Regions from separate parts of the Homo sapiens genome. Here region 2 is linked to region 1. Evidence: chromatin contacts called from ENCODE Hi-C or POLR2A ChIA-PET data. All regions are on one chromosome and are shown on one strand. Each heading gives the region's core, a stretch centred on a gene start or an enhancer-like site at or near the end of the contact. The rest is flanking DNA. Distances are from core to core; before and after follow the strand shown. Region 1 holds the start of PSMD8 (proteasome 26S subunit, non-ATPase 8). Region 2 holds the start of CLASRP (CLK4 associating serine/arginine rich protein).

Region 1 (5,450 bases), core at 1,690-4,189:
CAGGTACAGTTTGATCCAAAGTCCCAAGGTCCACAGGATTCAGCCTTCATTTCTCTGTAGTTTTTTCTTCTCTGTCCTCCTCAGAGTGCAGTCTCTGACCTCAGGACAACTCCCCTCACCATCTGAGGCTAGTTATACAGTCCATAATCTGGATGGATGCGTAGTGACCAATGAATTGACAAGATGGAGGAATGAAGGCAGGAGGAAATAAATGAGTAAAAAAATACCCTGTTGCATGGTAGGCATTTGGTCAGCATTAATAGATGAATGAATGAAGGAGCGAATGAGGAAAGGTATGAGATTGCACCTAGTTGGTGCTCACCCAGAGTGTTGGGTTGGAGGAATACATTGGGGTTGGCATTGACTAGGCATGGTTGGTAGCACAAAAACCTGATGAAATTTGACAATAACAAGAGTTGGCAACACTCATGTGTGTAAGGGCTGCTGGCTAAGGTTGTTTCCACCACCAAGATTCTACCGAGTCACCTCATGGTCCAGGTGAACACATCATAATCCTGTATCAGCCAAGTCAACATGTTATTTAAATATCACCATCTGCACTTCCAGCCAAGATAGAGTGACAGAGACTGGATTTCCCCTCATACTTGAAACTATTTATGTTTTTTGAGATGGAGTCTCGCTCTGTTACCCAGGCTGGAGTGCAGTGGTGTGATCTCGGCTCACTGCAACCTCCGCCTCCTGGGTTCGAGCGATTCTCCTGCCTCAGCCTCCTGAGTAGCTGGGACTACAGACGCATGCCACTATGCCCGGCTAATTTTTTGTATTTTTAGTAGAGACGGGGTTTCACTGTGTTAGCCAGACTGGTCTCCATCTCCTGACCTCGTGATCTGCCCGCCTCAGCCTCCCGAAGTGCTGGGATTACAGGCATGAGCCACCTGGCCTGGCCATATCAACGTGGTATTTTGTTTATTTGTGTCTTTTTCTTTTTTTTTTTGAGATGGAGTTTTGCTCGTTGCCTAGGCTGGAGTGCAATGGTGCGATCTTGGCTCACTGCAACCTCCACCTCCCAAGTTCAAGTGATTCTCCTGCCTCAGCCTCCCGAGTGAGTAACTGGGATTGCAGGCACCCGCCACCATACCTGGATAGATAATTTTTTGTATAGTAGAGACGGAGTTTCACCATGTTGGCTAGGCTGGTCTCAAACTCCTGACCTCAGGTGATCCATCCACTTCAGCCTCCCAAAGTGCTGAGATTACAGACTTGAGCCACCACACCCGGCCATCATTTTTGTTTAAAACATTTTTTACCACCACAACTTCTTTCACATATTAATTTACTCATTAATTCAACACATATATAATTTCTTTCTTTTTCTTTTTTTCTTTTTTCTTTTTTTTTTTTTGAGCACAGTCTCGCTCTGTCACCCAGGCAGGAGTGCAATGGCGATCTCAGTTCACTGCAACCTCTGCCTCCCGGGTTCAAGTGCTTCTCCTGCCTCAGCCTCCCAAGTAGCTGTACTACAGATGTGCACCACCACGCCCGGCAAATTTTTGGTATTTTTACATTTATTTATTTATTTTCTCTGAGACAGAGTCTCACTCTGTCACCCAGGCTGGAGTGCAGCGGCACAATCTCAGCTCACTACAAGCTGACCTCCTGGGTTTAAGCGATTCTCCTGCCTCGGGCTCCTGAGTATCTGGGATTACAGGTGTGTGCCACCACGCACAGCTGGTTTTTTTGTTTTTTTTTTTTGGTATTTGCAGTACAGATGGGGTTTCGCCATGTTGGCCAGGTTGGTCTCGAACTCCTGACCTCAAGTGATCTATCTGCCTCGGCTTCCCAAAGTGCTGGGATTACAGGCATGAGCCACCATGCCTGGCCAACAAATATTTATTGACTGTCTACTAATATTTGCCAAGCACTGAGATACTGGGAATTCAGTAGTGAAGGAAATCGTCCTGCCTTCATGGAGATGACATTCTAAATGGTGGAGACGGAGAGTGAAAGTCGGGTTTGAGAAAAACGTGCTGCCCAGGCGCAGTGGCTCACACCTCTAATCCCAACACTTTGCGAGGTCAAGGCAGGAATATCGCTTGAGCTCAGGAGTTCGAGACCAGCCTGGGCAGTATAATGAGACTCTGTCTCTATAAAAAATTTAATTTTTTTTAAAAAGAGAGAAAAAGCGATGTTGAATGTGCAGATGTAATATCAATCAGTGGAGGAAGAAGTTGGTATAAGAAGTTGTGAATACTGGCCAGGCAAGGTGGCTCATGCCTGTAATCCCAGCATTTCGGGAGGCCAGGGCCCAGGGAATCGCCTGAGTTCAGGAGTTGGAGACCAGCCTGACCAACATCTACTAAAAATACTAAAATTACGTCTCTACTAAAAATACGAAAATTAGCCAGGCGTGGTGGCACATGCTTGTAATCCCAGCTACTTGGGAAGCTGGGGCAGAAGAATCACTTGTACCCAGGAGGCGGAGGATGCAGTGAGCCAAGATTGCTCCATTGCACTCCAGCCTGGACAACAAGAGCTAAACTCCGTCTCAAAAAAAAAAAATTGTGAATCCTCCACTTACACATGACATTGAAAGCCATAGAGCTGGATGAGTTTTGTAACTAGTTAGTTCATATAAGCTTGGGAAAAAAATGTGGAAGGATGCATTGAAAAAGACTGGAGAGGGAGCCCCAGGTACACATCCTAGCTGTTAGTCCTTTGGAAGGTTACCCAGCCTCTCAGTCTGTCTATAAAATGAGAATAACACAGCTCTCCAAATGGCACGACACCCGCTACCTTTTGGCTTGGAGACGCTGCCCCGAAGGCGGAACCTCCAGGACAGCTACGTAGCGTCCCGAGCACTCAGACTGAAGCCAGGGCAGCCATGTTCATTATTGGAACCGTGAGGTGGGTAGGGGGGGTGGTGTTGAGACAGCTGTCATTTTCAGTTAGGGCAAAAGCCAACTTCCGGTCACCATCTTGAGTGACGACAGAGGCGGAGCTCCAACTGACATGTTCATTAAGGGCAGGGCTCCGAGGGCGCCACCTCGAGAGCGACGGCGGGCTACCCGGGGCGGGCTGAGGCAGGTTGTAGCCCCGCCCCGGGCCTTGGGCTCCACCTCTCGGCCCCACTTCCGCCGGGCAAGCGTTTGTAGGCGGCGCTGCCGTAAATCAGGCGGTCTGCTTGCCGCATCACGCAAGATGGCGGCCGCGGCGGTGAACGGGGCGGCAGGCTTCTCGAGCTCCGGGCCCGCGGCAACCTCGGGCGCTGTTCTGCAGGCCGCGACCGGCATGTACGAGCAACTCAAGGGCGAGTGGAACCGTAAAAGCCCCAATCTTAGCAAGTGCGGGGAAGAGCTGGGTCGACTCAAGGTAAAGTCGGCAGGCCCAGGAAACCGAGTGTTGCGGGCGTGGGAGGCGCTACGAGGTGTCTGGACCCAACCAAGTCCCGGGCCGCGGAAGCCACCTCGGTGCCAGCGAGACTGAGGCGGGCTGGGGGATCCGATGGGGTGAAAGATTTGGAACAGCCAAAGTGGGGGCTCGGAGGGCGTCAAGAAGCGAGAGAGGGACAGGGAGCGTTGATGGTCACGCCTGTAATCGCAGCGCTTTGGGAGGCCGAGGCGGGGGAGCGTCGCTTGAGCCCAGGAGTTCAAGATCAGCCTGAGCAACATAGCGAGACTCTGTCTCTACATTTTTTTTTTAAGTGAGAGATGACTGGAATGGACCCACGCGGGGGTGGTGGGGGAATGATTGGAAGACTTATGGCAGAACTGAGTGAGGGGTTAGATTTTTGGTGCGTGGAGGCTTAACTGGTCGGAGTGGCAGGATTGGGATTCGGGCTTTTCCTGATGGTGGATTCCAGGCAAGACCAAGTGGGAAGTGAGGACTGCCCGGAGTGATAAAAGAATGAGGCTGAAAAGGTGGGCTGTGTAGAGGGTGTGTGGTTAAGACCAGGCTGGGTTAGGATCTGAGAGATCTGGGGCTTAGGCTCGCATCTGTTGGGAGAGGGGGCAGCCTAGTTGTGAAGGCAGGACTGAACCTAGAAGAAATATTCTTACAAGTAGAGAACAAGAATACGGGGCCCAGAGTGCTTCAGACCAAACATCTGTTGGGAGGGAGTGTAAATCCAGTGGCTTGGAACAAGCTGCTGAGCCTGCTAAGGAAAGATGTATGGGCTGAACTGTGGGGGGAGATTTGGACCTCCCCCTCCCAGATATAGATTTTGGGGATAGCCCAGCTACCCCTTCCCCAATAGATTGTGGGGAAGATGGGCCAAGAATGGAATGTACTCCTGTCCCCACCGCCGCGTGATTCCACTGGGTCAGGCACTGAGTGTCCCTCCTTGTTTCCCCAGTGGGGCTATTAATAATTGTAATGTGATGTAATCTTAAATGGGCATGTGTTGCGTGCTCAGGCCCTGTTCTGAGTGCTTTATGAGAAAGCATTCCTCATGAGTCTGGATGATGGTTAGCTCCATTTTCCAAGTGGGAAGACCAGAGCGTAGAGCAGGTAAGTCATCTGTATTTGAATTCCCTTCTTTTCTTTCTTCCCTCCCTCCCCTCCCCATCAGCTAGTTCTTCTGGAGCTCAACTTCTTGCCAACCACAGGGACCAAGCTGACCAAACAGCAGCTAATTCTGGCCCGTGAGTGTCACTGGGGTTGGTTGGGGGTGATAATCTGGGGGTCATGGCAGGAATGGTAGCACTGGTGGTTGGGGAAGAGACCTCAGTCACCTCCTGAGAGCTCACTCTGTCACCCACAGGTGACATACTGGAGATCGGGGCCCAATGGAGCATCCTACGCAAGGACATCCCCTCCTTCGAGCGCTACATGGCCCAGCTCAAATGCTACTACTTTGATTACAAGTGAGAATGGGCCCTGCCCCCAACTGGGGGGGTGGTTGCATGGAAGCTCCTTTATTTCTGGAGCTCTGGCTGCTTGGGTCCTCTTCCTTCATCTGGGAACTCCTCCTGGCTTAGTTCTCTCCTCAGTGGTGCAGGGTCAGGGCTTGGCTTGGAGGTCCTGAGACTTGGCTTGACTAGTCAGTCTCCCCCTACCCATTCCCACATTGCACCCCCTCTGCCCAGTGGGGCTGCCATCACCTTTCACGTGTCCTGGCCCCAGCCTTGCCCCTCTGACTCAAACCCCTGTGGCAGCCAGTAGGATCATGTGACACTAAAATTTGACACTGTCCATACCCCGCTCAGAACCTGCCGTGGCTCTTCATGGTCCTCAGGCACAAGACCAAGTTCTTTCCTGTGGCTTCCAATGCAGTTCCAGCTCACACCCCTCTGCCTGTGCCTGCTCATCCCAGCCCTTTCTCTCACTGGACTGTGAGCTTTCTAAAGGCAGAGCTTGGAACTGTCTCAGTTACTGCTATGTCCCTAGCACTGCCTACCACAGGGCCAGGCCCAGAACAGGGACTCACTGGATATGTGTTGAATATAAAACTGAATGATACCTGCACAGATTAATGATTGGGAATTTGACAT
Region 2 (5,167 bases), core at 1,253-3,752, 6.7 Mb after region 1:
TGGGGGGCTTTGGAACCTCTTCTCCTTTCTCACTCTCAGGGAAAACTCTCCACAGCTGTGTAGGAGCATGGTTTCAACCCCAGTTCCACAACAGCTGTGTGAGCCTTCCATTTACTTTCCCTCAGTGCCTTAGTTTACTTATTATTAATTATTTTTAGAGATAAGGTCTTGCTCTGTTGCCCAGGCTGGAGTGCAGTGGTGTGATCATACTTCGCTGCAGCCTCAAACTGGGCTCAAGCAATCCTCCTGCCTCAGACTGCCAGGTAGCTGGGACTACAGGCGGGCACCACCACACCCAGCTAACTTTTAAATAATTTTTTTGTAGAGACAGGGTCTCGTCACGTTGTGCTGGGATTACAGGTGTGAACCACCACGCTTGGCCTTCAATTTACTTATTATCTGAGAATGGTGATAGTCCCACACGGATTCTCCTTGGGATTAAGAGGGCACCTAAGGCCAGGCTTGGTGGCTCACACCTGTAATCCCAGCACTTTGGGAGGCCGAAGCAGGTGGATCACCTGAGGTCAGGAGTTCGAGACCAGCCTGGCAAACATGGTGAAACCCCGTCTCTACTAAAAAGATAAGAATTAGCTGGGCATGGCACATGCCTGGCCTGTAGTTCCAGCTACTCAGGAGACTGAGGCAGGGGAATCAACTTGAACTGGGGAGGCAGAGGTTGCAGTGAGCCAAGAGCACGTCATTGCACTCCAGCCAGGGTGACAGAATGAGACTCCATCTCAGAAAAAAAAAAAAAAAGGCCACCTTGATATCACATTTTGCAGGGAGTAGGGCATTTGATTTAGGGCCTGATCAGAAGTTAGCCCTAAATCACACTACACTTCTCTTGTCTTCATCCCCGTAGGCCCGTTCCTCCCGCCGTCAGCCCTGCTGCCAGACCCTGACTTCTTCTCTGGCACCGTGTCCCTGCCCGGCCTGGAGCCCCCTGGCGGGCCTGACCTCCTGGACGATGGCTTTGCCTACGACCCTACGGCCCCCACACTCTTCACCATGCTGGACCTGCTGCCCCCGGCACCGCCACACGCTAGCGCTGTTGTGTGCAGCGGAGGTGCCGGGGCCGTGGTTGGGGAGACCCCCGGCCCTGAACCACTGACACTGGACTCGTACCAGGCCCCGGGCCCCGGGGATGGAGGCACCGCCAGCCTTGTGGGCAGCAACATGTTCCCCAATCATTACCGCGAGGCGGCCTTTGGGGGCGGCCTCCTATCCCCGGGGCCTGAAGCCACGTAGCCCCGCGATGCCAGAGGAGGGGCACTGGGTGGGGAGGGAGGTGGAGGAGCCGTGCAATCCCAACCAGGATGTCTAGCACCCCCATCCCCTTGGCCCTTCCTCATGCTTCTGAAGTGGACATATTCAGCCTTGGCGAGAAGCTCCGTTGCACGGGTTTCCCCTTGAGCCCATTTTACAGATGAGGAAACTGAGTCCGGAGAGGAAAAGGGACATGGCTCCCGTGCACTAGCTTGTTACAGCTGCCTCTGTCCCCACATGTGGGGGCACCTTCTCCAGTAGGATTCGGAAAAGATTGTACATATGGGAGGAGGGGGCAGATTCCTGGCCCTCCCTCCCCAGACTTGAAGGTGGGGGGTAGGTTGGTTGTTCAGAGTCTTCCCAATAAAGATGAGTTTTTGAGCCTCCGGGGTTTCGTCTGTTCTGGGCTTGGGAAACGCCCTAGTCCCTTAGTAGCAAAGAAAGCCTCCAGGCTGGGGGCTCAGGCCTGTCATCCCAGCACTTTGGGAGGCCAAAGCAGGAGGATCGCTTGAGCTCACGAGTTTGAGACCAGCCTGGGCAACATGACGAAACCTAGTCTCTACAAAAAATACAAAAATTAGCCGGGCGTGGTGCTGCGCGCCTGTAATCCCAGCTACTCTAGAGGCTGAGGTGGGAGGATCGCTTGAGCCCAGGAGGTGGACGTTGCAGTGAGCCAAGACCGCACCACTGCACTCCAGCTTGGGCGACAGCGCGAGGCTGTGTCTCAAAAAAATAAAAAATGAAAATGAAAATAAAAAATGAGACCGGGCATGGTGGCTCATGGCTGTAATCCCAGCACTTTGGGAGGCCGAGGCAGGTGGATCACCTGAGGTCAGGAGTTTGAGACCAGCCTAACCAAAATGGTGAAACCCCATCTCTACTAAAAATACAAAAATTAGCCGGGCTTGGTGGCGCGCGCTTGTAGTCCCAGCTACTCGGGAGGCTGAGGTGGGAGAATAGCTGAAACCCAGGAGGCAAAGGTTGCAGTGAGCCTAGATCGCGCCACTGCCTTCTAGCCTGGGAGACAAAGAGAGACTCCGTCTCAAAAAAATAAAATTAAATAAATAAATAAAATAAAAAAGATAAAAAGATAAAGCATCCAAGCTCTTCCCTTCTCCGCTCTCCCACTTCTTCCTCGGGATCCCGCCCCTCTCGACTCTAGGACCCGCCTCTCTCGTCGGCGGAAGTGCGCTGCGCGGCCCTCCACCATGCTCCGCCCCCTCCCCCTAGCGCGGCCTTTCATTTCCGCTTCCGGTGCGGGCCGCGCGCGAGCGCAGCGGTGGGAGGCGGCGACCAGCCGGTGAGTGCAGGCTGCGGCTCGACCTCCCGGTTTTCGGGCAGGCCTCAGCCCAGCTTCTCCCTTTCCTCAGGCTCTCCCCATGCTGCTGTGGGCTTCTGCTGCGTCCCGGCCCCGAGGATCGCTCGTCCCTCACCCCATTAGGCCTGACGGGCCTCAGGCCGAGCCCGTGCCCCGGCTGTGGGCCAGAAGTTGCCGCGTCGAACTCGGCCTTCGGCCCAGCAGCTTATCACAGGCCCCGCCCCCTTGTCAAAAAAAAAAACAACAAAAAAAAAACCCAGCCCAAATCCTCAGGCCGCGACGCGATCCACAAGCCCCGTCCAAACCTTCGGTCTCCGCCCTTTCCCGCAAGCCCTGCCCCCAAGCTCAGCCCACGCCCTCCTGTCAGCCAGCTCCGCCTCTCTCAGGCTCTACGCTCTTTTTCTTTGGATGCTCTCCCCACCCCGCCATCTAGATCCCATCTTTAGACCTCAGCTTCACTCTGGTCTCCTTGCAACACTCCCTCCCCGTGTTCCCACTCCCTCTAGCATCTTCATCTTCCGCCACGCCCTTCACCTGTCCTCGACCTCCACCTTCATACAACTGCACTGTTCCCTTAAAAGCTTTCTCCGATTTCCTCCACCTGCCTTCATCCTTATTCTCCTTATCCCTCTACCACCCAGACTCATACCCAACCCCACGCATGGCCCCTAGTGGGAGCCTTTTCAGTTCTTCTCTTTCTCTTGAGCTCCAGCCTTAAGTGCTCAGGGTTTGCCTTCTGACCCTACTTCAAACACTGCTGATGTTTCAAAACCTTTCATTCCCGACTCCAGCGCGTGGAATCTAGGACACCCCTTTCCCAGTGATGCTCACCTCAGAATCACCTGAGGGTTTTTCAGAATGCCCAAGCTTCTAGATCGAAGTTGTTAGGGATGGACTTGAACATCTGGCATACTGTTCTGCAGCTTCACTTCTGCTCCCTGAAGCTAAGAGATGTGTTGTTTGGGATCGACTCTGCCACCAACTTGTTAGATGACTTTGATTCTGCCCATACGGGTTTCACAGACCATCTGACTTTCCTGGTCCCTTCATCCCTCAGGTTGAGGCCCCAGGCTTGGCCTCACCACAATGTGGCACGAGGCTCGGAAGCATGAGCGGAAGCTTCGAGGCATGATGGTCGACTACAAGAAGAGGGCGGAGCGGAGACGGGAGTATTATGAAAAGATCGTGAGTAACTGGCCTTTTGTCTGGGGTGAGGGACCCTGGGTTGGGGGGCACAGCTGGTCATCCTGGTAAAATCTGGGCTTGGAAGTATGTCAAGACAAGAGGCTCATTTCCTCAGGAGTATATTCATTAATCTTTTCTTGAGGATAATCATTGGTGGGATCCCAAGGGCTTCTGTTTGTTGTAGCATACTGTGTCGTTTGGTGTGGCCTCCCAGTGCCGATCCGGTGTTAGCAAGAAAAAGGGAAGTCTCTGTAACCCTCAGAGCAGTCCTGACGTTAGACTGGCCACCTCCAGAATGTCTGTTTCGCTTATTGCTGTGTTCCCCATTCCCAGAAGAGCTCAGCCACTCTTGAGATTTGGCTTGGCACACAATAGGAGTGAGTATTAAGTTGGCCTGGCACAGTGGCTCACGCCTGTAATCCCAAGTGGATCACCTGAGGTCACGAGTTCGAGACCAGCCTGGCCAAAAGGGTGAAACCCCATCTCTACTAAAGATACAAAAATTAGCCAGGCTTAGTGGTGTGTGCATGTAGTCCCAGCTACTTGGGAGGCTGACGCACGAGAATTGCTTGAGCCCGGGAGGAGGAGGCTGTAGTGCATGGAGATTGTGCCACTGAACTCCAGCCTGGGTGACAGAGCAAGACTCAACGCCTGTAATCCCAGCACTTTGGGAGGCCGAGGTGGACAGATCACAAGGTCAAGAGATCGAGACCGTCCTGGCTAACACGGTGAAACCCCATCTCTATTAAAATACAAAAAATTAGCCAGGTGAGGTGGCGGGTGCCTGTAGTCCCAGCTACTCGGGAGGCTGAGGCAGGAGAATGGTGTGAACCGGGGAGGGGGGCAGAGCGGAGCCTGCAGTGAGCTGAGATAGCACCATTGCACTCCAGCCTGGGCGACAGCGAGACTCTGTCTCAAAAAAAAAAAAAAAAAGACTGTCTCAAAAAAAAAGGAGTGAATATTAAGTGAAACCTGACCACTTCCCTCTCCTGTCTGATGCTTCAGTTGTTTTTGCGGGGAAGACCAAACTATCCCTGGCCTAAAAGACCCTTGTGGTCTGACCACTCAGCTTCATACTCGGACAGCTCCACTGGCCTTCTATTTCTGCCACCACAGGGCTTTGGCCTATATTACCCCCCCTCACCTATTTAACTCCTGTGTATCCTTGGGATCCCAGCTTGAAATGGCACCTGTTTTCTAGGTTCAGTGTTCCTGTCAGATGACATTTATATAGACCTTTCCCAGTTATTCCTGTATTACTGCCCCAGCCTCCTCCCTGGTCTGCTGGCCTCCAGTCCTGGCTCCTCCAGTCTGTCCTTCCTAGAAGAGTCCAAGAGGCCTTTCTAAAGCACAAAACTGACCCTGTCCCTTCGTTGCTCAGAGCACCTCTATGCCTCC

The links. Hi-C counts contacts between places; a loop is a spot of excess contacts on that map. ChIA-PET counts read pairs that join two places held with the same protein, here RNA polymerase II (POLR2A). Pooled maps may share reads with other maps.
Region 2: a loop to region 1 is called in a pooled map, with 24 times the contacts of the local background. The contact joins the promoter of CLASRP here to the promoter of PSMD8 in region 1. A Hi-C loop is called at or near these places in 4 of 50 pooled maps. POLR2A ChIA-PET finds 5 or more read pairs at or near these places in 2 of 52 experiments (A549 and BJ).

What each region holds. Positions count from the first base shown.
Region 1 is chr19:38,371,632-38,377,081 of GRCh38, forward strand. It overlaps PSMD8 (proteasome 26S subunit, non-ATPase 8), which reads left to right and starts at 2,940. Exons shown (of 7, transcript NM_002812.5): 1 at 2,940-3,330; 2 at 4,529-4,601; 3 at 4,721-4,823. The coding sequence starts at 2,971. RefSeq lists enhancers at 2,849-3,479, 3,110-3,249.
Region 2 is chr19:45,036,543-45,041,709 of GRCh38, forward strand. It overlaps CLASRP (CLK4 associating serine/arginine rich protein), which reads left to right and starts at 2,503. Exons shown (of 21, transcript NM_007056.3): 1 at 2,503-2,566; 2 at 3,642-3,769. The coding sequence starts at 3,671. It overlaps RELB (RELB proto-oncogene, NF-kB subunit), which reads left to right. Exons shown (of 12, transcript NM_006509.4): 12 at 863-1,650. The coding sequence ends at 1,248. RefSeq lists an enhancer at 2,177-3,046.